Regions from separate parts of the Homo sapiens genome. Here regions 2, 3 and 4 are each linked to region 1. Evidence: chromatin loops called from intact Hi-C (ENCODE). Cell type or tissue: ascending aorta. All regions are shown on one strand. Region 1 has its middle 500 kb from the start of LINC02955. Region 2 overlaps ETNK1 (ethanolamine kinase 1). Region 3 overlaps LINC02955 (long intergenic non-protein coding RNA 2955). Region 4 has its middle 590 kb from the start of SOX5.

Region 1 (8,000 bases):
AGTTTGTGAACTGCCCTGAGGCTTTGACATATAGTCTGTCCAGAGAAGTATCATGTGTGCTGCTGAGCAGACGTTCCCGCTAAGTAATCTTCTGGGTCTCTGAGTTTCATCTAGAAGTGGAGGCTGAGCATAATGCACCACATCACATTGCTTCCCATTCTTTCTGCATCCTTGCCTCGGTCTCACCCTTGCTTCCTTGGATTTGTGGCTCCCAATAAGGCATCAGCACTTAACCCTTGACTCAGGCTCTGCTTTTTAGGGAGCCTAGGCAAAAGCAAATCCAACACAAGCAAGAGACTTATTTATCTTTGTCAAGTTGAGAGTCTGTAAAAATTACTGAGAAATCTCCAATGGCACACTTACCTTGTATTTATGAGTTTCAGAGTTTGAATGAATACTCCCATTGATAGGTGAGGGTCCTAACGTAAATTATCTAGTGCCTGATTGTATTTAATATTCACATTTGGAATGTTATGAGATCTTTGCTTTTGTTTATAGTTTTAACCATACCTTGTATGAACATGATCACGAGAAGAAACAGAAAAGCCCAAAAGAAGGGACATATTCTAAAATGTAACCAAATACACTCTTCAGAAATATTAGGCCAAGGAAGATAAAGAAAGGCTGAGGGGCCATTTCTAATTTAAGAATGCTGAAAAGAGATGAAATCTAAATGCAATGCATGCTCCTTGATTGGATCCCGGAGCAGGGGAAACACTATGAAGGATAACGTTGGAACCACCAGTTAAATTTCAGTGTGAACTGTGGATTCTATAGTATAGTTGTATTAATGTTCAGTGATACACAAAGATTGGGTAGAACAGGCCTCAGGAAAGTCAAAGGATTGAAGAAAGAACAGACTGTGTTGATGTTTATTACCTAGGCTAACATCAATGGCTATAGCAAACACAAAATTTTCAGTGGTTTACAAAATAAGTTTATTTCTTTCTCATGAAACAACCCATGTAACTGCTTTTGACCGATGGGCAGCTTTCCTCCCTATGGTGATTCATAATGGTATTTTGAGGCCTGCGATACTTCTACATTCCGGTAGTGATTACATGCATGAATTTAGGGTGGACTGTCTATTATTCAAACCTTGGCTCCAACTTTTTAGTTCCATGACCTTTGGCAAGTTACTTCACCTTTTTAAGCTACAATGTTCCCATCTATAAATGCAAAAAATGCTGGCCTTGCAGAGTTTTAAATTTTTTTTTAAATGGTAATAGAGTTCTGATCTTGGTACTTCTCTAAGTACAAGTGATGCAAATAGTAGGCAAACCCTCACTGAATCCCAGTAATACTAATAGAGTTCTGATCTTGCTATTTCACTAAGTACAAGTGATGCAAATATTAGGTAAACCCTCACTGAATCCCAGCACTGAACCCCAGTACTGAATCCCAGTACCACTACTTATTCACCCAGGGATTCTTAATCCTTCTCACCAGTCAAAATTAAACGATGGCTCTTAACACTAAATGGCTTAATATATAAAGTGATTAGCTCAGTGAGTGCAACATAGAAAACATTTAACAAGTGTTTGTGTAAGTTTTCTCTTTCTGCTTTAACAAATTACCATAGATTTAGTGACTGAAAATGAAGTGAATTTATTCTCTCACAGTTCCAGGGGTCAAAAGTCCAAGGTCAATCTCACTGGGCTAAGGTCAGAATATCAGCAGCTGATTCCTTCTGGAGGTTTAGGGGAAAATCTGTTTCCTTGCCTTTTCCAGGTTCTAAAGGCAGCCTGCATTCCTTGGCTTGTGGTCCCTTCTTCCCTCTTCAAAGTCATCAGCATACTTCTCTCATCTCTGACCTCTGCTTCTGTTGTCTCATCTTCTCTCGCTAACTGTTACTTTCTTGCCTCCATCTTATAAGGAATATTGTGATTGAATTAGGCCCATCCATAGAATGCAGGGTAACTTCCCTGTCTCAGATTCTTTAATCACAGGTGCAAAGTCACTTTTGCCATGTAAGGTTACATATTCAAAGGTTCTGGGGATTAGGATGTAGATATCCTTGAGGTCCATTATTCAGTCTACCATACTGTTAGCAGTACTATTCGTATAATCAGAAGTGATTCCAAATTAAAAGAGAATAATACATACATGTGACTAGGACAATCTCTAGTACTCAGTAAGAACTCGATAGGGCTTAGATTCTTCATCTCTTAAAAAAAATTTATAACCTCTGGTGCTCAAAGTGACCATCTTGGCTCCCCTAGATAAAATAAGAAGAATCAAAATAACTATTATCCAGAAACTTTAATTCAAAAGAATTAAAAAAGCAAATAAAGATAGCTGGCGTATCTGTGTTGGTATAAAAATTCTGAAGATAATTGAGATTTTAAAAAATGTTGGTTGGTTATTTTTTGAGAAATCCGCATTTCTTGCCTTAGTCTATTTTGTGGCGAAGACCTAGCTCAAGTCTCCTTTCTGTTTTCTTATAGTGTAGATAGGACTATTACCTTCATTGTTTTTTTCTGATGTGCAATGAGCCTGCTACAAGATGTTAGAAGACCATGAGCCTTACAGGCCCTAAACAGAGCTCACCCTTGCGCTTGCACAGCAGGACTAGACATTTTTAGAAACTTCCATGAACAGGGAAGGATCTGCACTTAAAGAATAATAATTTTTTAAAGAGCCAAATCGCTCAGCTGAACCTGCAGATGATCTGACTTTTAGTTACTTTCAGGTATATTTTATGACATTAGAAACAAGAGAACATGTGTTATCTGGCCTGGGGGGAAAGCAGCACCCCTAAATTCTAATAGTTTCTTTTACCAATCCAAAGGAAATCTCTTAAGACTTTAAAAGGTTGGGTTAACAACACTGAAAATATTTTTATTTTTCACACTCCTCTGCTTTTCTTGGTTCCATCTGGGACCAGAAGCCAGCACGTTGAAATACCAGGAGAAAGGCAGTCCTCAAACATTTCCAGCCTGACGAGAGGCAGGAAATAGCAGAAAGCTCAGAAGGGCAGCTTTTCTTTTCTGCCTACAAGATTTCCAGGCTAATTTAATATGTTAAGTTTGCATAGGTATTACTGGATGTGACTTGGGAATACCCAGGTTTTGAAACCTATTAGGGGTTTTGTGTCACAAAAATGAATTATTTATCTTTATTGTCATTGTGTTATTAATGTTTAATGTCAACGCACTATTTTAATTTAAGTAACAACTTTTATGTGGGAATTCTGACATCTTCAGATAACATGACTATGGCAATTATTTGCTCTCAAAAGGTCTCATTAAGAGATCAGTGTTGAGATGGAAAGTTATGATTTTGCTTAAAAAGCAAACATGATGTTGGTTTCAGTTCACTGACAAACGGAGCTAAGTCTTTATTTAGTTATATGAATAAATGCAAGAAAAAGTAGGAGGAGTACCGATTGTTTTAAAAAAACCAAAATGATTTAGCAAAGAATGTAAAAAATATCTCAATATTTTCCGCACATAAGTAAACTCACCAGCTCCAAGTTCTCCAAATATGGCTCCAGCATGCTTTGGAGGAGCGAGAGCCAACTCTCATGAGTCAACAAAATAAAAATACCTTCAGGGAATGATTTAATAGCTACTTCCCATTCCTGGTTGTAATAGAATAGGCCTAATCTATTTATTTTTTTAATCTGCAAGACATTGTAAAACTGGGACTTTGTTTGATGCTTGAACCTTTTCACACACTCACATCGAGAAATGTGAGAGACTCCAGGGAAGAGAATAATCTGCAGCAGCAGCTCTTGGTCATAAGGGATTTCAAGATCATGGAGATCAATAAGACTGAGCTCTCACACTTTTCCAAAACAGTCCCAGAAGCACAATGGATTTAATCCATACTAAGCATGCATTGATGTGAAATTTGTTTGCACTAGGTTTTTTAGATCATTAACATGCTGAAGACGGGGCCTGTGTCTGTAACGTGTCCTACGTAGCACCTCCGGTAGGTTCTAGTCACCATACAGCATTTGTGGGGAAGCCAGTCCTAGGTACCAGAAACTGGGGCCTGTTAGATTAGAATAATGACTCCCTAGCTATTTTTGATGAAATAAATGATTTACATGTTTCATCATCAAAAATGTATTGACTTTTGACAATATGCCGTGGACTATACCATGCTATAGATACTCGGTGATCTCTGTCTTTATGGAGCTTACGGTATCCTGACAGAATACAGACAATAAGTGGGTTAATGGACAAAAATGAAATCACAAATTTATAGAAATGCTGAAAAAGAAAGGAATAGGATGGAAACTAAGAGGAAGAATCAGGAAAATCCAATTGCTTTTCAATGTGCAATCTGAATCCACTCAAAGAACAGAGGACCAGCGCTCCAAAAAAGCATGTGCTATAGCCATAGTGTGTGAACAGCCAGATCTGCCTTCAGTCCATTGACAAGAGGAACAGCAAGAATGTTGTTCTAGCAATCCCTAGGTATTTTATTGCAATCTATCCACCTGACAAAGGGCCGATACCCAGAATCTACAAGGAACTGAAACAAAGTTACAAGAAAAAAACAAACAACCCCATCAAAAAGTGGGCAAAGGCTATGAACAGACATTTCTCAAAAGTAGACATTTATGCAGCCAACAAACATATGAAAAAAAGCTCATCATCACTGATCATTAGAGAAATGGAAATCAAAACCACAAGGAGATACCATCTCATGCCAGTTAGAATGGCGATCATTAAAAAGTCAGGAAGCAACAGATGCTGGAGAGGATGTGGAGAAATAGGAACGCTTTTGCACTGTTGGTGGGAGTGTAAATTAGTTCAACCATTGTGGAAGACAGTGTGGCGATTCCTCAAGGATCTAGAACCAGAAACGGCATTTGACACAGCAATTCCATTACTTATAACCGAGAGGATTACAAATCATTCTGCTCTAAAGACACATGCACACATATGTTTATTGCAGTACCATTTACAATAGCAAAGACTTGGAACCAACCCAAATGCCCATCAATGATAGACTGGATAAAGAAAATGTGGCACCTATACACCATGGAATACTATGCAGCCATAAAAAGGAATGAGTTCATGTCCTTTGCAGGGACATGGATGAAGCTAGAAACCATCATTCTCAGCAAACTAACATAGGAACAGATAACCAAACATGGCATCTTCTCACTCATAATTGTGCGTTGAACAATGAGAACACATGGACACAGGGAGGGGCCTGTTGGGGGGTGGGGGGCTAGGGGAGGGATAGCATTAGGAGAAATATCTAATGTAGATGATGGGTTGATGGGTGCAGCAAACCACCACCATGGCACGTGTATACCTATGTAACAAACCTGCACATTCTGCACATGTATCACAGAACTTAAAATATAATAAATAAATAAATAAAAGAAAAATGTGTTATCCATCTTCTGACCTGAACCTCTTTGGCTTCTCCAAGGACAACTGTGGGGCCTCTTACCTCAGCCTTGCTATGACTCATTCTCTTCCTCATCTCTCCCACCAGCACCCGGGCCTTGGGGAAAAGACAAGCTAAGTGTTCCAACTAGCACTAGATACCTTCCCCACTGTCCCAACCATATGGCCTCCCAAGTCCATGCTTGTGGGGTGCTATGTTTTCTCATCATTTCTAAGTCTTCTCATAATTTCAAAAGGCATAGGTGCCCTTTGCAAGTTGTAGGAGTCATGAAGTTTCCATGCCCAGCACCCCCTTGTTCACCCGGAGTGCATGTTCTCAATTCATTTACCTTCTCATTGAAATTGCATTGGTAACCAGGGCGAAAACAAGGCCAAACTCAGGCAGGACAGTGGTGAAGAAGTTGATGAGGGAGGCTCAAGGAACATTGGGACTATGCCCCAAAGCTGCGAGTATATGGGGTTCACAGGTAAGATGAAGAGAACAAAAGATGAAATTGTGATAAGGATGAGCTTGGGTTTTCAGCCAAATGAGGGAATGAAATTAGATTTTTGAACTTCTACCTCTCTTGCCAATGCATTATTTTTTGTAAACTTGCTTCAGTTACCTAGGCTAGGATTTCTAGGATAGAAGTGCTGAAAAGAAACACTTACTTAAAACTGTTATGGGAAAACACTTCATACAACTCTGGAATTTAATTTTTAATAATATTAAAGCAATAATTAAAAATAACATTAGTGATCAACTTTGAATTTTTACTTGCCATCCTCATTTTAGGGCCAAATTTTACTTGTAAGGCAATAAATTGAATTAGGATTAATATGCAATATTAGGGAACCACCTGCCTTGTTCAGACATGGGAAATAAGCAATTACAACTTAATTGTAACGCGTGTTTAAAAAGTTGGCACCAAAGAAGGAAGGAGAAAAATCTTTAAGAAATCACCCTTGTTCAATCTTCTGATCTCAGTTAAGTTCTTTTTTTTATTGACCACACCCCAAAAGTACTAAAGTGTTTCTCAAAAGAGGGTAGCCAAGCTAGTTAGTGACCTCACCCATCCACAAGAGTTGGCTGAATTCTTTCCCTTGTATATGGTTCCTTTGTGAAAAATATTTATAGTTATGCCTTCTAAGGCTTAGAAATAACCAGCTATTTCTGCCTTTATGCAGAATTCTTGTAAATATTTATATGCTTTAATGTCTCAGTTTTAGGTCCTGAATGATTGATATGAGGGCCTTATCAGTACAAAAGATTTGTATTTTTTAGATGGTTGTTCATTTTCTAACTATGGGAAAAGGATACACAGTCTTATTCTTCATGTACATCATTCCTAGAATCCCCTGAAAGAAAAGAGTTTAATCTGATGATCTTCTAGTTCCATTATATTTGCTTGTTTGTTTGTTTGTTTTTGCCATTGAGGGTTTTTATATTTAGCTTTGTTTTGTAGGCAGGTAGTTATTAAGGCTGTGTCAATAATGGCAAAGCAATCACTCTCTATTTAACTAGCTTGTCCACTCAAAGCTGGAGTTACCAAGATAAATAACGCATAGACCCTTCCCTTAACACACTTATGACTAGTGGGAAGGGAGGCGATGAAGCTCAGATTCTGTGAGTGAAATGGAGGGTAACAGAGAAAGTTTCCCAGACTGCATGGTCCTTGGCCAGAGTTCCAATGGATGAATAGGGATTTAACAGGCAGAACCAAAAAAGAGGGAAGGTCTTTCCAAGGGGAACAAATAGCATCATAAAGGCATGGAGGAATAAAAGAACATGGCAGGTTTAAGCAAATGAAAGAGTAGAGTGGAAATGAAGGATGGAGTCTGTATGGGGAAATAGCTAGAGATAAGTGGGCAGGTCATGGCATTTGCATGACTCGGCTAAGAAGCTTGGGGATTTCTTTGAAGCCACTGAAGAGTCATAAAAGGACTTCAGGTGGAAGAACAATATGGTCAGAGTTCTATGTTAGGAGGATGTTCTGGTGGCAATGTGGAGGAGGGATTGGAGCAGGTCAATAAGACACCGACATTTTTCAGGCACATATTGAGCTAGGCTGGAGGGAAGTGTTTCAGGCTGGAGCCAAGGCCAGGACACCGGGAACGGAGAGAAAAAGTGCTTTGGGATCTGTGGGATCTGGTGACTGGCTGGATGTGGAATAGAGGGAGTCAGAGGAACCCAAGGTGCCTCCCAGAAGATAGGGAGTGGCCTTGGATGTAGAAGAGCATGGAGCAATTTTTCACGGGTGCGATCTGTGTTATGGCCAAAGAAGGTAATCAGAGGAAAATGCCCAAACTCCTCCTTGCCAGTTTACAGTAATCACCAAAAGGCAGTGTGGGCTGGCTGGGGTACAGGCACTTGCCTTAGTGTATTTTGTGTGTGCAGGGTAAGGATTGACAACACAGACTCAGGATCCAGATTGTCTGAATTCACATTCTACATTTGCCACTTGCTGACTATATGACTTTGGGCAAGTTACTTGACCCATCCATACCTCAGTTTCCTCCTCCACAAAGTGAGATGATAATAACACCAACTTCCTAATGTGGTGGTAAGGACTGAATAATTTAAATATTTCACTTAGATGAGTGATTGGCAGGAAGACAATTTTTCATTGAACATGATTATTATTA
Region 2 (8,000 bases), 510 kb after region 1:
AATACACAGTCTCATATGCAAGATACAGTTCACACTAATTTACAAATTTTTATTTACATTTTTTATATACATTCCAGGCAGACCTACTTGATGAGTTTTGTGCTCATATTGATCTCAGATGATCGTGTGTACTGTATGATTTACTACCACATCTCTTTGATTTCCAGAAAATGGTGGTAGCATGGGGTTAGGAGGAAAAGAAATCACTGGTCAGGTGAGATCATACAAGTATGAAGGGGAAAAAAGGAAAAAAAATTGCGGAATTTGGCTTGTTAAAGCATCCAGGCCACTATGGTCTATTGACTAACATTGAATATACATGAATGCCACTTCTTACAGCCATTTTCATATTTACAAAATGAGCTTACTACTAGTTGAGTTATTAGGTAAGGCATTCAAGTTCCTTAGCTTAACATAAAAAGGCAACAGACATCTTAGCACACCACAGGACAGATTTTAGAGGGATGATTTCAGAGCACTTTGAGATTTACCCTCCTTTAGAATCCCTTACATGGTCGATATAAAAGGGAAGCAATTCTGAATCCTATTACTAGCCTGCACCATGATCCCAAAAACCTATACAGGAAGTAGGAGCATCACAACAACCAAAATCTAGCCAGAATGGGGAAAATAGATTAGATATCTTATTTTGTTCCCAAGATCCACTGCATAGTCCCAGAGCTAAAGTGAGAGCCTTTATTCCTGGTTACATTCACTTCCCTATGAATCTCTCCAAAAAACCTACAATAGTGTGACAGCTAGTAGCTATGCACAGTCTATCAGCAATGGCTCAGTGAACCTCTATTCAAAATAGTTTGAAGTAAGAATATGGAGTAAGGTAGAAAAATTATCTTCTCTCCTCCCACAGTTCTACAAGATATATACTGTTGCACTTTAGAAGGCAGAAAGCAAAAAAAAAAAAAAAAAAAAAAAAAAAATTAAGAGTATTACACATTCTTTATCTGTTTTATGAAAATGTTCTAACCACAGACAAAAATTCCACCAAAAACAATTTTTCAAGTTCACACTAACATTATAAAAAGCTACTAGTTGTTTAATTGGTTCCATTCACTTAACTAGGCAAAGTTCTATTGATCTTACAGTAATATGGTTTATAAAAACAAAAGTGAACATTTATAACATTGGGGAGGTAGAAACCAAATCTGGTCTAACACTGTTACAGATACAAACATACTTTAAGATTATATTTATGTAACTAGAATTTACCATTTAAAATGGCCTGTGTTTCTATTTACTTTATTAGCTTCAAAAATCTTGAGATAATCCAAGTATTTTAAAGCATTTGTCTGAGAATATTAAGTCATTTGGAATACATTAGACTCCTCAGAAGATTTCTCAGAGGATAAATTTGTAGTTGCATATTTTGAATATGCAGATCCAGTAAGCCAACTTTGTACATGGGCACTTATGTGACCGAAGTGCAAAGCTTGTCAGACTAATTTTCTAAGTAAAGTTAACCATGACTGCTCAACTACACAGAGCAGACTTCAAAACCTGAAGCCTATTTATCTATCTGAAAGATCTAACTTCTTTCCATACAATAATTACCTCCCTCTTACCACCAGACAAAATTAAAAATACAGTTAAACAAAAACAAGAGAAATAAACAAAAGCCCTCCTGCCATGACTATTTATGCTTAATTCACATTTTGTCATTTGTCAGATTTTAAGTGTACAAGATCAATGCCCTAAGTGTTCCTTATTTAATTATATAACTGCCTCAACATATAACGCTGAACTTACATGTATCAAGTAATCATTTGCTATCAGTCTAAAAACATAGAATCAAACTAAAACATGAAACTAAAATGTGAGGAATGAAACATGAAACTGAAATGTAAGGAATGACTCTGGATAGGTAAAAAATAATTAACCTAAACAATATTTTCTTATTTCTACATATGATAAATTTTGTGTATTTGTTTCAAAAATTAGCAATACTAGTGACTATTTAATAATCAAAAACATAAAGCATCTCTAGAAGTAAAAGGAAATTTTTGGTTAGAAACAATTTGATACTATAAAATTTTTAAAACTGAAAATAGTAACGACCATATTTAGCATTTGAAAACATTATTTAATACAGATTTTGGTAACATTAACTAATACTTATTCCAAGATTATATGGTAAATATTTATATTTATACTGCCAGACTACATAGAGAAACAGGGATTTAATTCTAAGTTATATTACCCCAAAAAGAAATACTTTCTAATATTGAATTCAACAAGATGTACCACCAACAGAGACAGTGAATGTATTTCACCTTCCTAAACAGCTATTTTTATATGAAAATCCTAAATTATCTACATCAGTCAATGACTGGCATTTCAAGAGTAAATGATTCATTTTACTTACAATGCATCAAGATAAAAAGGTTACACTGAACAACTAGAATGTTTACTGAAATTAATCTTATTAAAGTAAAACTTAAAAAACTTATTTGGGACATTTTCATTGCTTACACTCAACGAACGTGAAACAGAGAAAAACAGTCACAGAATCGTGCTAAGTTTATAATAAATAATTCACATACAACATAGGTTAAATTATCAAAGAAATTAAACTGACATCTTTATACCTTTTGCAGATTTAACACATTTCTAATCCACCACATACGGATAGCAGTAGGTATATTTCTTGACATCATTCAGTCTATTTCAAAAATAGATTTGATTGTTTAGAGGCATAATTTATAAAGCAAGATAACCAAATTAAACAACAGAATTTTAACTAATATTGGCTTTTTGGGATTTCTTAAGAAAAGATTCACAAGCATTGCTCAGCTACTGGAGAATAATTAAATCTCTTCTTTACTCAGGCACTTTTAATGCAGTAACCTCAGGCTTCATTTTAAAGTACTGGTTAAAACGAACAATTGCATACCTAGTGAGAAAAGAGAACAACAAAAAAATTAGTCAAAGCTGAAAAACTTGGTCCTTCCCTTATTTTCACTCAGTCCTCTAAGCTGGTTTTCTTAAAGTTTAAGATTTTCAAAGGACATATTTTTAGTTTATTGCACCACCTACTGGACACTTTTCTAATCCTGCGAGCACTTAACAGCTTATAGCAATTTCTTCACAGACCAATTACTAAGTGTATACAACTTTTATAATTGATTGCAAATAACTACAATATTCCCTGTGAATTCTTAATGTTAATCCAAACAAAAGCAGAGACCAATGTAATCATATAATAAAATTTAACTTACCCAAGGAAATCAAACTCAATAGTGGAGTATTTGGCTTGAATCAAAGCCCACAATCCCCAAAAGAAATGAGAAGCCTTAAAAGAAGGAAAGAAAAATCAAAAATTATGATAATGAATTTCTCTGTAAAACACATATGAATTGCTAATTCTATCCTCTAAATCAACTCCATGCACCACACTTTCTTGCTGTTCTTTTTATATAAAGCGTCTAAAACCTAGATCCTACTGACGTCTGCACCCACTAGATGGCTACAGATCACTTTCGTCAACACCAAAGGAGATTATGGTAAATTATAATCACTTGAAAAATAGAGGCCAGTTCCTGTGATGTGCTTTTTTATAAAGCAAAGTTTACCATCAGCACTGATAGATGTTAGTGTTTTTAATGGTTATAATTGCTAACAGGCTTACACATTATTATATCAAAGGCCTTTGTTTCTTGACATACAAATATAAACACAAAAGAAAATCCAAATCTCACAAGCAATAAATATATTTAAATGTGAAAAATGTTCTAGGGGTGACAAACATCTGAAAATGATCTTACTGGCTTAATTCTGCATAACAGACCACAACATAAAGTAACACAACTTATGTCAGGAAAAATATGGGTTTTGGACTTACAGGGAAATTAGCATGTAATTAGTAACTGTAAAATAATTATGTGTGCTTTACAATCTATTTTCAGTTAAACAGGGTAATATTTTAAAATCTGAACAAGATTTCACTTCCCAAGAAATACTATATTCTAACTAGAAATATTCTAAGTAGAAACAGTATTAAAGACAAGGTTTTTGTTTCAGCTAAATTCATTACAGCAACAGTAACAAAGGGGCTCTAACAAAAAAGTATTCAACAGCCATGACCTTGGTATTTAAAAATACCAAGCAGCACAGTATACCAAAAAGAATTCTTAATTTGAATTACAAGATGTAGAGGTTCCAGTCCAGGCTCTATCTCTGAGTACCTTTGCAACCTTTAATAAGTCACAAACTTTAGTGTCAGATCTATCATTTACGAGATGGGAATATTAGCCATTCTGTATTCTACACAGGATTGTTTTAAAGACTAAAGGATATAATACATGTAAAAAAAATTTTTCAACCTAAAGATCTCTATTTAAAAAGCACTCTGCACTTTGTTTTTGGCTTCCTCAAAAAAATACCACTAACTATTCAGCTATTCAGGAGGCTGGTGATCACTAGAGCTCAGGAGTTCAAGGCTGCAGTGAGGAGCATGCCACTGCACTCCAGCTTGGGCAACACAGTGAGACACTGTCTCTTAAAAAAAAAAAAAGAACAGGAATATAATTTCTTTCCTGATATAGAGATAGAAAAGAATAAACAATGTAGCAAAGACTAAACAACTAAAGTCACTTGCACATGAAGCATAAAAGTTAAAAAAACAAGCTGGGCTCTGGCGTGTGGCTTTAAGCACTTCACGTGGTGCGTTTATTTCCTCATCTGTAAAATGTAGGTCATAATAGTACCTATAGCTGGCATATAACAAATATTCAATAGAATGCTAGCTATTCTTACTATATGAAACCAGAATGATTAAAAATGATAAAGATTTTCAAAAATGGTCTTCTATCTAAAAAAGTATATCAGGTATTGAGAAATGAAATTATGAAATTAGAGGACTTCCTTCTTTTCAAAGTCTACATCAGAGGTTCTTAAAGTGGTCGATGAACCCATGGGAGTTTTCGGAGGCCCAAAATTACTTTCATAATTATACTGATATGTTACTTGCCTTTTTGACTATGTTAACATTTGCACCAATGGTTCAAAAGCAGTGAGGGTGAAACTACTGTTACCTTAAGTCAAGGCAGTGGTAGCAAATCACACTAGTGTAATAGTCTTATTCTTCACCATCACACAATAACAGTAAAAAGCCAATGTCACTAAAGAATGTCCTTTGTGAAGCCATTAAAACTATTAATTTTATTAAATCTCTACCCTGGAGTACGTGCTCTAGTATTCTGTGGGAGGAAATAGGCAGTACATATAAAGCACGTCTACTGCATATCCAAAGTACAATGGATGTCTCAGGAAAAACACCTAGGTAACTGACTTTTGAGTTGAATTTGCACATTTTTAATGGGACACAATTTTTACTTGAAAAAAATGACTAATATACAAACTAGAGTTATCAAACTAGAGTTATCAGACTTGAGTATTTGGCAGACATTTTCTCAACTATAAAAAAGATAACTTGCCATTTCAGTGAAAATAACTGACAATATTTGTTGCCAATGATAAAATTCAAGTTTTCACCCTAAAATTAGAACATGAGAAAAGTTTTATGTGATTCTGTGAGCTTAACAGCTTCTCAATATAGTACTATAAGTTTTTCTGATGACACTGGTGGTGATATCAACATATGTGATCTTTAGCTATCTTATAATGAGATGTGTCAACATTTGGAAGATCTATACAACTCAATGAATCAATTATTTTCCAAATAACTAATAAGTTAAAATTACAAAATCACATACAGGTAAAAGAATCATTCAATCTGCAAGATAAACCAGTAGATTTTAATGTAATAGAGTAAAAAATTAATTGATACATTCAGATTATTCATGGCAACTAACCTTTAAGAAACTATCACTTGTTGAGCTTTGGTCTAGTATCAAAAAAGAATATCCACAATTATCTGAAAAGGCAAAATACTCCTCTTTTCCAACATGCATGTGTGAAACTTTTTTTCATATACTTGAAATGAAACAATCCATCACAAAAGATGTAATGCAGAAGCAGATACGGGAATCCTGCTGTATTCCATTAAACCAGACATTAAAGAAATTTGCAGAAGTGTAAAATAATGCCAGTCTTCTCACTAAATTGTTTTTTGTTTTGAAAAATAGTATTCTATTTATGGCATTTGCGTTAATGTAATGAGTTTATTTTAAATATATATATATACTTAAATGTTTGAATTTTGACTTCTAATATGTTAAATACTGTTAATTATTTCACAAAAACAAAAGCTTGTAGAGGTCTTCAAAAACATTTTAAGTATGAAGGGGTCCTAAGATTGAAAAATTTGAGAACCACTAGTCTAAATTGCCTTGCATATTTTACGCTGATATAAAATCACCTATAGATGGTATCCTAATCTCTTCTTCCTACTAAATTTGCTCTGTAGTGGAAAAGACTGAGAAATCAAGAGTCATTCTGCATTTTAAAAACATACCAACTTAGCTCTTCTCACCATTGTCAAGCAGAGATGGTAACTATATTTCTCAATCAGTTTTTATTCATATACTTATATAAATTAACTAAACGATTCTACACTAGAGAAGCATTATCCATAAAACCTCACTGAAATCTCATTTGTGTAGGCAACCATTTTTATAGGGGGAAAAGTGATAAATTAATATATAACAGTAGATTCTAAATGGATGAGAAACAAAGGCAGAAAACAGCCCATTCATCATTTGCATCCCCCCAAAATACAAGTACATCCAAAAAAATAATAAATTCTGTAACTATACTATCTCTTTCACATTTGGAAGTTATGGATATGTAAGTCTCTCTGTTAAAGGGTATTTTAATTTCTAGACTACTTACCCCTGTTGCAAAGAAATATTCAAAGCTTTATATGGTAAATAAATAACTAAAATAAATCCCCAGTGTGCATATAATGGAGGGGGGGGCGGGGGAAGAAAAGCTCCACAAAGCCATTACGTATACTCTGTTTGGTTTTATAACCCATATACCTACTTTTGTTTGCCACCATCTCAACATTAAACAATCAATGACAAGTGAAATGTTATAATCTTTAGAAGTCTGTATCATGGCCTGAGCAATCAACATTTACTAACCATTTATACTATTTCAAAACATGTATACCCTGATCTTATCATTCAGACCTGCTTTTCTTTTTATCAAAGCAGCTTCATAAACTATCTAAGGAGGAAACAGCACTTAAGACACATCCATAAGGAATAAGAGAAATCTGCCAAGAGATGCAGGGTAAAAGGCATTCCAGGTAGAAGGAATAAGCTTCTAAGTACACAGACATGCAACATCATGGAGTATGCCCGCACAAAATGACTCTGCTAGAGCAGAAGTAGGACGTGTGAAGTAGTGGGAAATAAGAGTTTGCAGATGCTGTCATTTGGATTTCATTCTGTAGGTCACAGGGAGCCATAAAATAGAAAAGTGACACAATCTAATTAATTAAATTCTAATTACTAGAAAGGATCACTTTTTTAATATACAGAATAAATGAAAGACAGGAAAAACAAAACAACAACAAAAAAAACTGAAGGCAAAGAGACCAGTAAAGGCTAATGTTGGCAAGAGATTCAGTCCTCAATCAAAGGTAAAAAATAAAAGGAGAAGGTGCTGAAATCAAGAACATTTTAGGAACCAAGAACAGAACTTGGAAGGGGTAGACCCAAATCAGAACACTAGGGAATACTGTTAACATGTAAGAGGGCTGGGAGAAGAGGAGGAAAGAGGAGCCAGATTAAGAGACTGAGCAAGACAGTACAAAAAGAGAATTTGTCACACAGCTTTAAAATGATGTATGTATTCCTCCACCCTTCAAGAATATGGCCAGGTGAGGTGGCTCACACCTGTAATCCCAACACTCGGGGAGGCCGAGGTGGGTGGATCATTTGAGGTCAGGAGTTCGAAACCAGCCTAGCCGATATGGTGAAACCCCGTCTTTACCAAAAATACAAAAATTAGCTGGGTGTGGCGGCAAACGCCTGTACTCCTAGCTACTGAGGCCAGAGAACTGCTTGAATCCAGGA
Region 3 (8,000 bases), 470 kb after region 1:
CTGCACCTTTGTCAAAAATCAGTTGTCCATGTATATGTGGGTCTTTTTCTGTACTGTGTTCTGTTTCATTGACCTATTTGTCTATCCTTATGTCTTTACCATTGTCTTAGTTAGCTCGGGCTGCCATAACAAAATACCATAGACTGTGTGGCTTAAACAAGAAAAAGTTATTTGCTTACATTTCTGGAGGCCAGAAGTCTGAGACAAGGATGCCAGCATGGTCAGTTTCTGGTGAAGTCTCTTTTCCTGAGTTGGAGACAGCCTAGCTTCTCATGGTATTCTCACATGGCAGAGAGAGAAAGAACAAGCTCTCTGGTGCCTCTTCTTATAAGGGCACTAATCTCATCATAGGACCCCACCCTTTGGGCCTCAACATGTAAATGGGGGTGTGGGGGTGGGGACACAAACATTCAGTCCATAAAACCATAGTATTCATGCCCTGAGAGTCTGAGGGTAGAATAAGAAGAAGGAAAGATGTAGTAATAGTGATAATTTCTACTTCAACAGTGCTTTTACTAGATATTCCATCTCCATAACTGATTACTTTATAATAAATCTCGACATCAGGTGATATTAGCCTTCCAATTTCTTCATGTTGACTATTCTAGGTCCTCTGCCTTTCCACATGAATTTTAGAATCAGCTTGTCAATTTTGACCCAAAAAGAGACCTGCTAAGCTTTAATTGGATTTGTATTAAATCTTTAGATCAATTTGAAGAGAATGACAATTGAATTGTATTTCTATATGTGTAAGAAACACTCAAAAATTAAAAATACCACATGTAATACCACCGAAACTATGAAATACTTAAAAATAAATCTGATAAAAGATGTGAAAGACTTGTACCCGAAAACCACAAAACATTGCTGAGAGAATTACAGAAAACCCTAATAACTGGAGAGCTATATCTTGTTCACATGTCAGAAGACTCAATATTGGAATGATTTCTTCTTCCCTTTAATAATGGAAGCTGCTGCATTTTTATTTTTCTTGGAGATAGGTGAGGCCATTTGACTCTGATCTGCCTAAAAGAATCTCAGCAAAAAAGTGTGCATTATCTCCAGATCATATCTTTTTCTGTTTTTCTTTTCCCATGGGCTGGTCCAGATGAGGACAGCACCATAGGGTAGTGCATTTTCAAGTGTACTTCCCTGACCAGCAGCAACAGCTTCCCCCGAAAACTTGAGAATGCAAATTCTCAAGCCCCACCCCTGAACTGTTCAGTCAGGAACTCTGGAGTTGGGACCCAGCACTGTGTTTTAAAAGAAAAACCCTCCAGGTGATCCAGGCACAGACTGCAAAGTATCAGTTGGAACATGGTTGGCTGAATATGTTTTTCGAGCAGTCACCTACTCTCCCAGGACTCTCTCCACGCTCTTATATGATGGAGAAATAAACTTGTCTTGCTTGAGACTTTGTAATTTTTGTCACCTCATCTATCTCTAATTATACCTCCATTGTGCCTGTCTGTAATATTATCCTGACCTTGTATAGACAAGTTTCTTTCAGGACATACGGTTTATCTCAAAGATAGTATCAAGATTACCACTACATGTCAAGGTTAGTATTTGCCTATACTGAGGGACACATCATAATAATTGGTAGTACCTTTCCTATATAACTTGTGATGTTTTGATAAGTTGGATGAACAATAAAGCGACATAATGTGCTATATTCAAAGAGATAATTTTATAAATTGTCATATATGTTAGTCTTAAAAATTATGAGACTTACATATTTTCCCTTTTTGCATAATTTTCTTTTTCTCTAACTTTGAGGAGAAAATATGGGATTTTTTTTCCTCTCCAAACTATTTACTTTTTCTAATCTGCTCCCATCATGTAGGTACTTTAGTTGTCAATAGCAGCCAGAATTACCCTGAAGACTTGTTTAAGGGAACTGAAAAGGTATAAACAGCCCTAGTGCTGAAAGTAAGAAAAATAATATCTTAGATAATATTCACAGTTGACTGTTCTTCAAACAAGAAAAAAGGGAAAGAATTATGACCTGGAAAAAATCAGTTATTTTATATATAAAATTATATATAACATAAAATATATGTTATTTTATATACAAAATTATATATAACAAAATATATATTATTTTATACTTCTTATATAATCTGATCTATATAGCTCAAAATACATGTGTGCATGTGTATTTTACACATATATATAGTAAAAGTACAGTGCAATAACTCTTGGAAATTTTTCAATGGTTCATCATGAAACACTTCTTACAGTGTTTCAATAAGCCTGTCTAAGTTGACTTGAGTACTTCCTGGTGATAGGAAAATTCAAGTGTTCACAGCTCATTCAATATTCTACTTATTTGCTAAGCACCTCCTCTGTATCAGACAGCCTCTTCAATTTTTGAACAGCCATAATTGATTAAAAGTTCTAACCCACATTAAGATGAAATCCTCCTGTAAATAGCTTCAACAGAGCTTCTTGCAGAAACACACTGTGCTAGGAGCTGGGGATAGAGACACAACTGCCTTCAGGGAACTCACGGTATCCTGGAGGTAGGGACAGAGGGTCTGATGACAGAATTAATAAATGCCAATGTATGGATGTACAGAATGCTTTGAGAAACTGGAGGAGGATGCCCTAAAAGATGAATAGGAATCAAAAGAGAAACAACATTCCAGGTACCAGGAAGAGTATGGATACAGGCACAGAAGCATAGAAGAGAAGGACATTTAGGAAACCTCTAGTAGCTCTGTATGTCCAAAATTAAAGTTGTGGAGTAGATGCTAAGACTGGCAAAAATCTGTAAGACACATATTAAGAAGCGACTTGTACATCACAATGAGGGGCTCAGACTTTATTCCCCAGGCAATGGGGAGTCAGTAGAAAATATTATGTGAACAAGTGACATGATTCGCTTTCTGACTTGAAAAATTATTCTGAGTGAAGTAAAGAGAATGAATCAGAGAAAAGAGAAAACATAAGAAAGAACAAGAGGATACCTGTAAACAGTGTATGAGTTTCTTCCCCACTCTTCCTCCTGCCCTCTCTCTGTTCCCTCCTCCTGCAAGAGAAAATATGTCTAGGCTAAGGTAGCAGAAGTGAGGATGTGGATGAATCAACAGATCCGAGAGATATGAAATAAGATTCTCATCAGTATTTAGTAATCAACTCAGTATGGGCAGTGAAGGAGAAGGTTGTAGTTCTGTCCCCTGGAGCATCGCAAAAGTCTTTCCTATGACAACCCTTCAGTCATTTAAGAATAATTATCACCTTCTTTCCTTCACCCCTCAAACAAACCAATTCTTGTCCTTCAACCTGGGTACAATAAAATGCCATTCCCCAGTCCCCCTATCTCCCAGTGTCTAAGTGGGTATAGAAGGTACGTTATCTAAAATTTCTCAACAACCTACTCAAAACTCAAGAAGTAGATAAATGTATTTCTCTCTAGCCTATAAGAATTCACACCAGCCAAAAGATCTCCCTCACTGTTCAGTTGTCAAAAAAATATATTAATGCTTCTAAATCAAGAACAAAAATAAAGTCACTCAAAAATAAAGTTTAACATTTCATATTTTTGGCACTTAAAATATTCTTCTATTTGTGCTTTCCTAACATGAGCATATGACTTGCAAAGCAAAGTAGCCATAAATCAGGCTACTCTAACACCCTCTTCACAGACATTTGTCAGGAAAAATAATTAGTATACTGGCTAAGAGAACACTAATAAAGCAGTGCATTGCATTTCATTTGGTCCTTATTCAACAACTGCAAAGAGTTCCAAAGAAAAAGACAAAGAAAATTAGAATTATTATTCTCCTACACCCAGCTTTCCTGATGGAGCATATTTCTTGATGCTGGCAAAACTCCTGGACCTAATCTTTATTTTTTAACCTATTGATCCTTTTCCATTTAGTGACAGACTTGTTCTGCTACAAGGGATGGGTTTCCAAATTGGCCTGAGGGAGGCATGTGGGTTAGAAACAATATTGTCATTGGCCTAGTTTTGGCAGGATTGGTGGAAAGTCAGACAACTGTTATGTTTTGGAGTTGCGGGCTAATAGTGCCCTCTGTTTTCCATTTTTGCTCCCATCCACAGAATTACCAGATGGCCAAAAAGCCACTAGAACAGAAGTAATATTCCAATACAGTGGAAAAAGACCAATCCAGTAAACACTCTAACATCCATCCAGTGACTTAAAATAGCAATCTAAATGTTCTAAAGATGAAGGGGGAAAAAATAGAAAACAGCAAAAACTCTTTACGCCTGACTCCTTTCACCTGAATACATGGTCTTTTCAGAGCAATAAATTTACCGCAGATTCCAGCACCCTCAAAATGTCCCACCCATCTTCCCAAATGCCCAACTTGTAGCCCAGTTGGCCACAATTGTTCAAAAGATTTAGAAGACATTTCCTAAACTTCCCAGAGATTCTCAGTCAGTGGATCCAGGATGGAGCATAGTTATCTGTAATTCCTTTTAAATACAGAATATGCTTATCAAGATGGTTCCTATTCATCTTGATAGAGGGTGATTTAATGCTGCTTCCTCCTGAAGGAACATTCTTCTGTAAGGCTTGCTTTTTCTCCTGTAGGCTGGCAGAGAACAGTGGAGCCACCAACACATAAAACTACTGTTTGTGCCTGGCTAAAGACCCTGGCGATTTTATAGCATCCTGGGTATTTCATATCCATGAAGTGCCTGGGGCTCTGCATCAGGCACTCCTTGTGTTTCCTCTTCTGGAGAGGGATAAAAGAGGTCTTTTGTGAGAGGCATGTTCTCATGGATATGTAGTCACCACCAGAAAGGGAAATACGTCATTTAAAAAAAATCTTTCCAAGTGATTCTGATGGTCACATTGGGGAACTATTTAAAGGAATCTTTAATGGTCTATCTGTAGGAGAAATTTTCAAATGAGGTGCTGGTGCTAGAAATGGAAGTCATTGGTTGGGTAACTTTTCAATTTTCATACATCCTCCGCTCCTACCTCCAAGTTTCTTCCGTGCTTTCTGCTGGAGAGGGAATATAGTACACGGGGTGAGTAGGAATTGAAAAACACTGTCTTTGGAATGGAGAGTCAGGGAACTGCCTGGAGAGAAACGAAGCAAAACAAAACAAAATGCTCTCGCTCTGATAGTGTGAACTAGTTGGGTGCAAATATAAAACAACTGTTATCAACACCCACCTCAACCCTGGTTCATTCTATGGGGCAAGTTCTTCCTCTGCTCCTGGAAGAAATTCTGAGAAGGTGAAACTGGTTTTTCCTGGCATTTTCAGATAATAAAATCATTTTGCCTGAAAGAGTCTCATGTTACAATTAAAAGTCAAGTCAAAAACCATAGAGTTTAAAGTTAAAATTTCTCTCCTCTCCGACTGGGGATCTCCTCCCCCAGTTTGGGCCTGCACCTTCAACCTCTTCTTAGTTTCCCCTCCTGCTTCTCCATCTCTTCTCCCTCACTCAATAAGCGTCCTTCCCCCATGCAAGATTGAAGGTGGGACTAGGGGCCGGGGTAGGAAAGGAAGAGAGGTAAGGTTACAGAGAGAAAGGTCTTACCTGACCAATATTGATGCAACCTGACCCTCTTTCCCCCTGGCTGGTTAATTCTTGCTCATGAGATGCATTAAGCGTTCTTTGAAGAGCTCCTGTCATCGCTGGAGATGTCTCACCTACAGAACTAGGTGGATTCATTTCCTCTAGCTGGTGATTCACAATTCCCTGAGCACCTGACTTTCACTGTACACCTTCAGCCTTTTCTATTGAGGTCTCCTTGCCTTCCCTCTATCAGATACATGGGCAGGGCTTAGGGCAGTTTAAGGATGGCTTTCTCTCTCACTTGTTGCTCACATTTGATCCATGAAAAAGACTCACGTGTCATTCCCTGTCGCACCAACAAAGCAGGAAGCTTTGGCCAGAGCATCTTGCTTTTAGGTGCTTTAACCATGTGTCAGATACCAGTCCACTGTATCCCCCAAACAGCAGGGAATCCTATCAGAAACCTCAATTTATCCCTGGGAAGCCTATTTTGCTTGACTTTAGGTGAGGAGGAAGCCTCTTCCTCTTACTCCATAGCCATGAAGGCAGGGTATCAGCAGCATACTAAAAACTCTAAGATTTTTTCTTTAATCTCCAATCAGTATCTTTTGATCTCTTCCATTTCTTTCACAGATTGAATATAGGTGATCTGCAAAATCAGTTTATAGCACCATCTTCTCAAAATGTTACATGGTGCAACTATTATCTGGAGGCCTTAGATGAAACAGGGATTTGGAGAGTCCCATTTTACATTTTGATGGCTAAAGCCCTAGTCCTTTGGACTGTCACACCAAGACGGTCAATGGATTTCCATTAGAGGATCTGAACATGCCCTGTATTCCAGTTGGCTCTTTGACATTCAAAGTCTGGGCAGACTGGCAGGCCCCATTTGCCAAGGAGCAATTACTTCTGTAGTAATTAGGTCTGAAATCATGTTGCCTGTTTGAATCAAAAGCAGTTTTCTGCACAACGTAACATTCAACCAGTGCAGACACGGAAGAGTAAATAAACAACCCATGTTTCTTCAACCAGGCACAGCACTGAATTTTACAGCAGTTAAAGATTCTAAGGGTATTAAAGATTACAAGAATGTAATCATACCAATACCAAAGAGATTTGTTAATTAAAGCCAAAATCTGGAAGTATAAGCTGAAGTTATTATTGTTTATATTATAATAGAAAAGAAAAAGAGGGACAAAGAAGGAAAAAGAGAAGAAATCTTAAATGGTAAACTGAAAAACAAAATCATAAAAATGTAAATATATCGAGGATTCTAAAAATCAACTAGTTTAATACCTTCATCTTACATAAAATAATAACAATAGTAACAAAAAACCCTACTGCGCATTTGCTATGTTTTAAGCACTTCATAATAATGTTATCTCATTTAATCATCATATATGAAAGGCTGTGGTAGATTAGATTATTGCTCTCGGGTCTTCACTCACTGCCTTCTGCCATGTAACTTTCTGATGCACTGTAGTGGGCAGAGTACATTTCTCCACCCCATTGATATTGGGCTTGACCACGTGACTAGCATTGATCAATGAGATGTTAACACATGTCACACAAATACAAGAGTAAAGTCTGTTTTCTAATTTTGTAAATTGTGTAATTTGACTTGTCATCTTGCATTCCTGAGATTGGTGCTGGACAAGGACAATGAAGAAACATACGGAGCAAACCTAAACTCAACCTGGAGCCTAGAGCCAAGGCTCACCAATGACATCCTGAAGCAGATCTACCCCAAAACACTTGCAGGCCTATGAACCAAGAAAACTAACGCTTGTGGTAAGCCACTGAGTTCTGGACAGTTTGGTATACGGCATTATTTTAGCAATGGCTGACTAATACGAAGGTCTAGACAAAGAGAAAGAATGTCTGCTTATCACCAAGGCTGAAATAAATTTTAAAATCCTCATATTCCCAGTTTTCTTTCATACTGCTTATTTGTCTCAGTTTAGATACCTTAGCTCTAACCTGTGCTCATTGCTGGAAGTTAAGGATTTTATTTGAAGAAGATTTCTAAGAGTAACTCACAGAAGCTCTGAATTACTAAAAGAGCTAAAAGTTTACACACACTCACAAACACAAACACACACACACGAACCTTTTTGTGGGTGCTTGCTTCATCTGAGATGTAAAGACAAACAAATGGACATCTATAATAGGTCAGCTTCAGGATGAACAATGTTAAGCTGACAAGGGTTTTTTATGCAGAATGTACCATCAACTCCCAGGACTAGAAGCATATAAAAACCTAGGCATTGGCCGGGTGCGGTGGCTCACTGCTGTAATCCCAGCACTTTGGGAGGCCAAGGCAGGCGGATCACGAGGTCAGGAAATCGAGACCATCCTGGCTAACAAGATGAAACCCCGTATCTACTAAAAATACAAAAAATTATCCAGTCGTGGTGGCAGGCGCCTGTAGTCCCAGCTACTCGGGAGGCTGAGGCAGGAGAATGGCGTGAATCCGGGAGGCAGAGCTTGCAGTGA
Region 4 (8,000 bases), 170 kb before region 1:
GGCCAACTCATAAAAGGCCTTAGAAAGAGTTTGTACATTAACCTGAGTGAAATTGTGGAGCTAGGTAATTTTTCATTTTAGAAAGTCATCTCTGGATGCATTCTGGGGAAGCTAGAGAACCAAGAAAAATGGGGCAAGAGTGGGCATGGAGAGGGTCAACTCTGCATCGCTGTAAGTGAATATAAGTTGATTGTCTAAACTCAGCAATGGTACAATTACCTGATATTTAGTATAGGAAATCAGCAGACGTATGTTAATGAATTTTAAAAAATTGAGTGAGAGGAGAGTTTTATTCCTCCCAGACTTATTAAGAGGTCTCTTAGAGACCCCAGAGAAGAAACAGGTTTAGAGGCTGGTAAAGCACAGAGTGGGGAAGAGGAGCACTTCATTTCACCCAGGCAATGATTTTCTACTGATAAGCATTAACTTCTTCAATAAATAGATATTTTTGTGTACCTACCACATTCTAGGCAATCAGGATGTAATAAAGAATCAAGGCAGACAGGATTTATGCTATTTAGAATTTGTGGTATAGTGAGAGACATACACCTTAATCAAATCTAAAACATCAACTACAGGTTATGCAAGGTGGGTACATAGAGCTCTATGACAAAGTACTACAGGTGTGAAAATAAGTAATTCAGAATCAAAGCTGTTGTATCTTTAAATTATTTTGAGCCTTAAAGAAATATAATTAAGAAACTTGAGTGATGTGACAGGCAGCTATAACCTAGAGAACTGTAACCTTATTTCCACTGATTATAGACTAGTGTTTTCTTTACCTACATTGTTTTTTAAGATGTTGTGAAAGACTAATCGATGCCAGAGAAGACTTCTTCTCTCTTAACTGTTGATCTTCCTTGCAGATTAACTTCCCTCTTACTTCCCTTATACAAAGACCCCACAACTAATCACATTGTCTAAGATGGAGTGTTAAATATACTCTGTTAAATTGTAACAAAAAAAAAAAAAAGAGAAAACAAGCTGTAACTAATGAAGTTGCTGTAATTCATGAACTAGCCTTATTTGGAAATGTGTTATTCTGTTAAATTTCTTTGTTTTCTGCCTATATAAGCAAGACCTTAACTTTTCAGCTTCTGAGCACTGACCTCATTCCTTTGGAGTCTGTGTTACCCAGATGTGTATATCAGCTTTGTGCTTCAGTAAATTATTTTAAATTGGGTTCTAATTCTTCTGATGATTTCAGATTGACCCAGGGGACTTGCAATAGTTAAAGATGCAATGGAAGATTTACTTAGTTCAGTAGTGGTTGAACTGACCTATGAAAATCATATGTGTTAGCAAGGCAAAGAGTGGGTAGATCTTTCCAAACAGATGGAACATTTTGTATAAAGGTTTGGTGGAAAGATAGAATACACTGCCTTCATGAAACTGTATGACAGTCAATGTGGCAGGCTCACAGAGGCTGGGGGAAACTTAAGACAGGATGAAGCTAGAAAGGTATACAGAAGCAAGAACACACAGAACCTAGACAAGTTAGTGTATCCAAAGTCACAGTACACAGTAAACTTTGTTCTGCAAGTTTGTCTTAAGCACTGGCAAGGGTGAGGATGAACCAACTTGAATTTTTTTTTTTTTTTTTTTTTTTTTGAGATGGAGTCTCGCTCTGTCACCCAGGCTGGAGTGCAGTGGTATGATCTCAACTCACTGCGAGCTCCGCCTCCTGGGTTCACGCCATTCTCCTGCCCCGGCCTCCCAAGTAGCTGGGACTACAGGCGTCTGCCACCACGCCCGGCTAATTTTTTTTGTATTTTTAGTAGAGGCGGGGTTTCACTGTGTTAGCCAGGATGGTCTCAATCTCCTGACCTCATGATCCGCCCACCTCTGCCTCCCAAAGTGCTAGGATTACAGGCATGAGCCACCATGCCTGGCCACCAGCTTGCATTTTTAGAGCTTCTTCTGACTTCGGGATAAAGAATAAACATATGAGGGTTGAAGAGTTGAGAGTGGAGATCCATTAGTAGGCTATTGCAGAAGTCCAGGCAATGTATTTATCTGACGGGTTCTTCCTGCCCACTGCACAGGCAAAGTCAATTCACTGAGACCCTGGCATTGCAGTAGAGAAAGTTTTATTGACACGAAGCTGACCCACATAGAAGAACTGGAGTTATCACTCAAATCACTCTCCCTGGACAGTCAAAGGTTAGGGTTTTTATGGACAATTTGGTGGGGGCTAGGGAATGAGTGCTACTGACTGGTCAGAGATGAAATCGGAGGGATGTAGAAAATTGTCCCCATGCACCAAGTCAGCCTCTGGGTGGTGACACAGGATGAGTTGAGCCATGAGTCATGAGTCCAGGTGGGGTCAGTCCAAAAAACATCTCAAAAAGCCCATCTTAGGTTCTGCAATAGCAATGTTATCTATAGAAGCGATTGGGGAAGTCACAAATCTTGTGACCTCTGGCCACATGACTCCTGAGTAGTAAATGATAATAGAAGCTACACCTACATCTTTGTAGAGCTCAGGCCCCTCCCATAATCCTATTCTTGAGAACTTTGATTAGTCTTACAAAAGTGGCTTTTGGTCCCTGAGCAAAGATGGGGTGAGTTTTAAGGAGGAACTCTTATCACCCTTGCTTTCACGTTAAACTATCAACTAAATTCCCCCCAAAGTTAACTTGGTCTATGCCCAGGAATGACCAAGGACAGCTTGGAGATCAGAAGCAAGATAGAGTCAGATTTCTCATCCTGTCATCATTTTACAAAGGTGGTTTCAGCAAGAGGTGATAACAGCTTTAACTGTGATGGTGGTGGAGGTGGAGGAATGTTGACAGATTTGAGAGATCTTTAGGAAGTAAAATAAGCAGGAATTAGTGATGAATTGTTTATGGGTGATGAGGGCCAGGAAAGTATCAGTGCTGATATCTGGAATTTATGGGACTGACATGCACTGAGACATGGAATGCTGGGAGGAGGCCTGACGGACATAAGTAGCAATGGGAGGTTGGGAGACTGAGGAGGGTATGTTCCATCTTAGGCAGATTGAGTTGGAAGTGACTTTTTGAATTAGAGTGAAGATCTCTGTCTACTGTGCTGCTTATTATGTGCTAGTTATACAACACTTGTGACCTAGTACTTCATCAGAATATTGCTCCTTTGAGGACATATTCCATGCTTTTCTCAGTCATAAGGGGGTGATTCATAATTTTTCAGATACTTGGAACTGTAGGTCTTGGTGACAAATAAAGTCAGCTTGCCACGGGGTACTTGCAATAATTTCACTCTGTAAGAATAAGTGATAACTTCTTCCCTGCTCAGGCCCTGTATCCTAGCATTAGCTCAATTCAACTCTCATCCAGTATCTCTGAGGAACGAAGTCTTTTGTTACTCCAAAGGTAATGTGCCCTCTGTTCATGGAACTTACATTCAACATTTATGAACACCTGGAGGGCTTCCCAAGGCACTTCTGATACATTCCCCACCCTTTGTGATTTGGCCCTGCCTGTCCCTCCAGCCTCTCCACCATCTACTCCCCTCGCTCAATCGGTTTTAGCTGCTTGGACCTATTTCCAATTCCTTTCACAAGCTCATTCCTGCCTCGAGACCTTCACACAGGCTTTTTCTCACTCTTTTCTTGGCTACCCTCTCCTCATCCTTCAGATTCCAGCTTATATGCCACATTCTCAGAGATATCTTTCCTGCCACCCACACCCCCCATCTAAATTAGCTATTCTATCCATTCCTTATTCTCTTTCTTGTGCTCTGCTCTTTTCTATAAAAGTACATATCACAGACAGTAATTGTATATTCATTTGTGTTTGTCTAGTGTCTGTCTCCCCAACTTAATTATAATCTATATGACAGCAGAAGCCATGTCTGATATGTTCTTCAGTACTAACACTGTGTATATCAGTCATGTTTATTCAGAAGATGAATGAATGAATGAAAACTATAGTGCTGGCTGGGCGCGGTGGCTCATGCCTGTAATCTCAGCACTTCTGGAGGCCGAGGTGGGCAGATCACAGGGTCAGGAGATCGAGACCATCCTGGCTAAGACGCCAAAACCCCGTCTCTACTAAAAATACAAAAAATTAGCTGGGCATGGTGGCAGGTGCCTGTAGTCCCAGCTACTCGGGAGGCTGAGCCAGGAGAATTGCTTAAACCCGGGAGGCAGAGGTTGCAGTGAGCCGAGATTGTGTCACTGAAATCCAGCCTGGGCAACAGAGCGAGACTCCTTTTTTTTTTTCAAATATTAAAATTTTAAATATTAAAAAAAGAGAGAGAGAGAATGGTATAGTGCCTCTGCTACGCAAGCACTAATCAAGACAGAAAGATGCGAGACAGAAAGATACGACCCCTATGCTGGATGTCCAGTAGGGGGAGGTAAATTCAGTCCTGATGTAGCATGGCAGGTGGTCTTGTGGACATATATGTACAAAGTGGTAGTGAAGCATAGAGTCACTACACACCGACTTGCCCTGTGAGTAATGGTAAAGGCTCCATAAAAAGACAGATTTTGATTTGGGTCTTTAAAGATAAAGAGTTTATTGGGAGGAGTAGGAGAGGGCAGGTAGACAGAGATTACAGTCTGTGCAAAGGTGAGAAGTTGTGAAGAGCCATGATGCTTTTGGGGCAACAGTGAAATGTCTGGCCTGTCGGAACATAGGGTAGAAGGAAGGGGATAGAGATAAGCTTTGTAAGGGATGTTGGAACAGTTTGGAAAGCCTACGCTGTTTTGTTTAGGTTTCATCCAACAGGGAATGGCAAATCATTGGAGATTTGTAAGCCAGGGAATAAGGTGAGGCCTCTGTCTCAGTAAAAGGACTCTGCCAGCGAGCGTGTGTGTGGTGGTGGAAGGCGGGGGGGTGGTTGGCGGGGAGAGGGGGTGATGCCTGATGTCAGGAAAGTGGGAGAGGAATCGGTAGCCCACATGGGAGATGACACCACTGACATGGAGGCAGTAACAGTGGAGAAAGACAACAGAGGATGGATTTTTGAGGGATCTTTAGGACTTGGACTATAATACTCTCTGAAGTCACTTTCAGCCCTAAAATTTGATGATCCCTTTATTCACTCTTTTTTGGCTTTAGAGTTTGGACCAAATATATTAGTAAAATGTTTCTGTTTTCCTAAATATAAACTCAGATAATTTATCTCTATTAGATGAAAACACAACTGAACTACGCATTATACAGAAGATTTTATGGTTTCCCTGGGATGAGGCCAGAAATGTCATGAGAAAGCACTCTGACTGGGTCACTTGGGATAGGGTTGTGAAGTGGACAATTTACGCTGAGCCTCAGATCGAAGCATCCTCATAACCCTCTTCTGCTGTCTCCTCATGACTTGGCTTTAGATGAATATGTGGCAAGAAAAAAAAATGTTCCACACTTAATTTGGGGCAGTAGGAGGAATGGACATTTCTGTATTCTTCTGTTTTCGTTGTAATGAATGTGTATTTTTGACATATAAATTTAGTGGAGTTTAATAGCAAGCAATGGATGAATTTAGATATAGTAGACTTATGGACTGCCAGAAGGCTAGGATGGAGGAGAAGGTAATATAAACTAAATGGTAGCTTACATTAAGCCTGGATGAAATTGGGAACCACAAACAGAGGGCAGCTCTGAGGAATGTTTAAGGAAGTTAAGCAATCTTTGAGTGAAACGAAAGCTCATGAATTTGGGGAAACCATATAGATAAGTGATTATTAAGTCTTTGTGAAGTTCTTTCCTGATTGTCTTTGATATATATCATCAGGAGACACCAAAGATGGAAGAAATTATTTCCTTGTCCTAAGGGAGGGTCCTACTGTCAAACGGCAGCCAGAAGACAAGAAGAGAGAGAGTGTGACAAGCCACACTGTAACCATTCAGTGGCTGCAAGGAAAATTTCCTTATCCTTGCCAATGTGGTATTTTTCTTTTGGCAGTGAAAAATTGTGGAAAAAAATATGCAAAGCCATAACAAGCAATTTGAAAAAGTTGGGGGAAGGGGATTATTCGCATGCTTTAAATAGTAATTTGTTGATTTATTTCACTCTCAGGAGAAGAAACATTTCCAAGAATAGTTTCCCTTATTTCCAGAAAAGCCTTTATATATACTTCAAGTGTCTCAGGAACCTTATCTTACACCCCCAACACAAACATTGTATTAAAAATAGTTTCAAAACTATTTCTTAGTTCAAGTTTGTAGCACATGATCCTTGCTTAACATTCTTCAGTTTTCTGCAATGGTTTTAACTAAAATAGATACAAAGTAACAGATTAATTGTGTTACTGAGAGTCTGACCTCAGCATCATGGCCTTCTGAATAATTTTAACCTAGGCCATATGTCCAGTTCCTTCAGCTAATTAATTATTAGCTACTCATTGCTAGCAGTTTCTACACTTGATTCTAGTGCCAGCTCCCCTGGGCTGAGTCATTTAACGTGAACATCTTAGTCTTCCTCATCTGTGAAACAGAATTTATATTATACCCCTCCATATAATTAATAAGTTAACTAAAGCAAAATGTGGTTTTCTTTTTTCTTTTTTTTTTTTGACAGAGTCTCTCTCTGTAACCAGGCTAGAGTGCAATGGCGTGATCTCAGCTCACTGCAACCTTTGCCTCCTGGGTTCAAGCAATTCTCCTGCCTCAGCCTCCCAAGTAGCTGGGACTACAGGTGCGCACCACCATGCCCAGCTAATTTTTGTATTTTTAGTGGAGATGGGGTTTCACCATGTTGGCCAGGATGGTCCATCTCTTGACCTCATGATCCACCCGCCTTGGCCTCCCAAAGTGCTGGGATATGTGTGTGTGTGTGTGTGCACACGCGTGAATGTTTGTGTGTGTGATGATTGGCTACAAAGTATTTTTAAGATGGCCAGTTGATTCTTTTCCTAAAGTCATGCTCCTAGAGCTACACTATTAACTGAAAAATTTTATGAATTATCTCTTACACAATCTAAGTGTGTCTATTATACTTTCCAAAAAAATTCATGTCTTTACAATAATGAAGTTGAAATTCAAATCTTCTCATCCTTTTGGGAGCTGTTGAGGTCACTGTTCCTAGAACAACATCATAATTAAGAACAAGGCTTCTCTGCTTAGTTCTGTGACATTAGGCAGTTTATAACCTCTCTGTGTCTTATTTTCTTCATTTAAAAAGTGGGGATAATCATAGTACCTTCTTCGTTGTATGGTTATTACTTACTGATTAGTGGATGTTTTTGGGAAGAGGAGTCAAGAATGATTTCCAGTTTCCAGACAAGGATGACTAGGAGTGTGAGGTGCCATCAATTGAAATAGGGACTATGGGGGTAAGAGCAGATATAAAAGTAAGATCGCAGTTAAAAATGTGCTCATTTGAGATGCCTGCCAATTCCATCAGACATCAAAGATGTTCAATGTGGATTTGAAAATAAGCTTAAGACTTTATGGGTTTTGGAGATCATTTTCATGAAATAATGTATTGAACAGCTCAGGGAACTTTGAACTATTAAAGGTGGACTTTAACATAGTCCAATGTCTTAGTTTGACACTTGAGGAAACAATTATTTAGGTTACACTATTTGTGATAAAGTAGTGTGGTCTCTTCTCCTTGAATCTGCAACTCACAGTAATGAATAGTATTTGGCAAAAGTGACACTGTGCTACTTCCAGGCCTAAGCTTTAAGATGACCTGGAAACTTCTGCTTTTGTGCTCTTGGAATCCCTTAACCCCATTTAGAAGTCTGGCTACGCTGTAAAAGAGATCAAATGAAGATGCCACAAAGAGAGGGAGTTGTTATGACACATCACAGAGAGAGACAGCATCCAGCTGACCCAGTGTCCCAACCCCAGGTGACCCCCCTGATAAATGCAGCACGTAGGTTATCACCCTCCAGACTGGGCTCAGCTAAGTGTTGCCAACCCACAGAATCATAAGAAATTTAATTTTTTAAAGCCCTTAAGATTAAGGGTAATTTGTTACATAGCACTAGTTAATCAAAACAGTGGAGGAATCAGGACAAAAATCCATGTCTTCTGAGCTCTAGAACATAGGTCATCTAGGGCAAG

Evidence for each region. Peaks named below come from ENCODE experiments on the same cell type or tissue, not always from the same donor. Only the 100,000 strongest peaks of a DNase experiment are listed, where the experiment ranks them.
Region 2: it touches region 1 in a loop (4-fold over the local background); 4 of 110 quality-filtered maps call a loop at or near these places.
Region 3: it touches region 1 in a loop (2.8-fold over the local background); 2 of 110 quality-filtered maps call a loop at or near these places.
Region 4: a loop joins it to region 1, with 2.7 times the contacts of the local background. A loop is called at or near these places in 6 of 110 quality-filtered maps.

What each region holds. Positions count from the first base shown.
Region 1 is chr12:23,193,007-23,201,006 of GRCh38, reverse strand. No RefSeq gene overlaps it. Among named protein-coding and RNA genes, the nearest start is that of LINC02955, 500 kb to the right of the region's middle. In ascending aorta, no CTCF peak of the experiment used is centred here; a DNase peak (open chromatin) is centred at 3,506; H3K4me3 peaks cover 1,141 bases; H3K27ac peaks cover 2,390 bases.
Region 2 is chr12:22,679,790-22,687,789 of GRCh38, reverse strand. ETNK1 (ethanolamine kinase 1) reads right to left here. Exons shown (of 8, transcript NM_018638.5): 7 at 3,234-3,307; 8 at 1-2,908. The coding sequence ends at 2,836. Among named protein-coding and RNA genes, the nearest start is that of LINC02955, 16 kb to the left of the region's middle. In ascending aorta, a CTCF peak has its summit at 3,064 (motif pointing left); no DNase peak of the experiment used is centred here; H3K4me3 peaks cover 262 bases; H3K27ac peaks cover 1,416 bases.
Region 3 is chr12:22,718,976-22,726,975 of GRCh38, reverse strand. All of the region lies in intron 1 of LINC02955 (long intergenic non-protein coding RNA 2955), which reads right to left. It also overlaps the pseudogene RPS27P22. Among named protein-coding and RNA genes, the nearest start is that of LINC02955, 23 kb to the right of the region's middle. In ascending aorta, a CTCF peak has its summit at 4,028; a DNase peak (open chromatin) is centred at 3,982; H3K27ac peaks cover 2,224 bases.
Region 4 is chr12:23,358,518-23,366,517 of GRCh38, reverse strand. No RefSeq gene overlaps it. Among named protein-coding and RNA genes, the nearest start is that of SOX5, 590 kb to the left of the region's middle. In ascending aorta, a CTCF peak has its summit at 4,336 (motif pointing right); a DNase peak (open chromatin) is centred at 6,357; H3K4me3 peaks cover 436 bases; H3K27ac peaks cover 3,420 bases.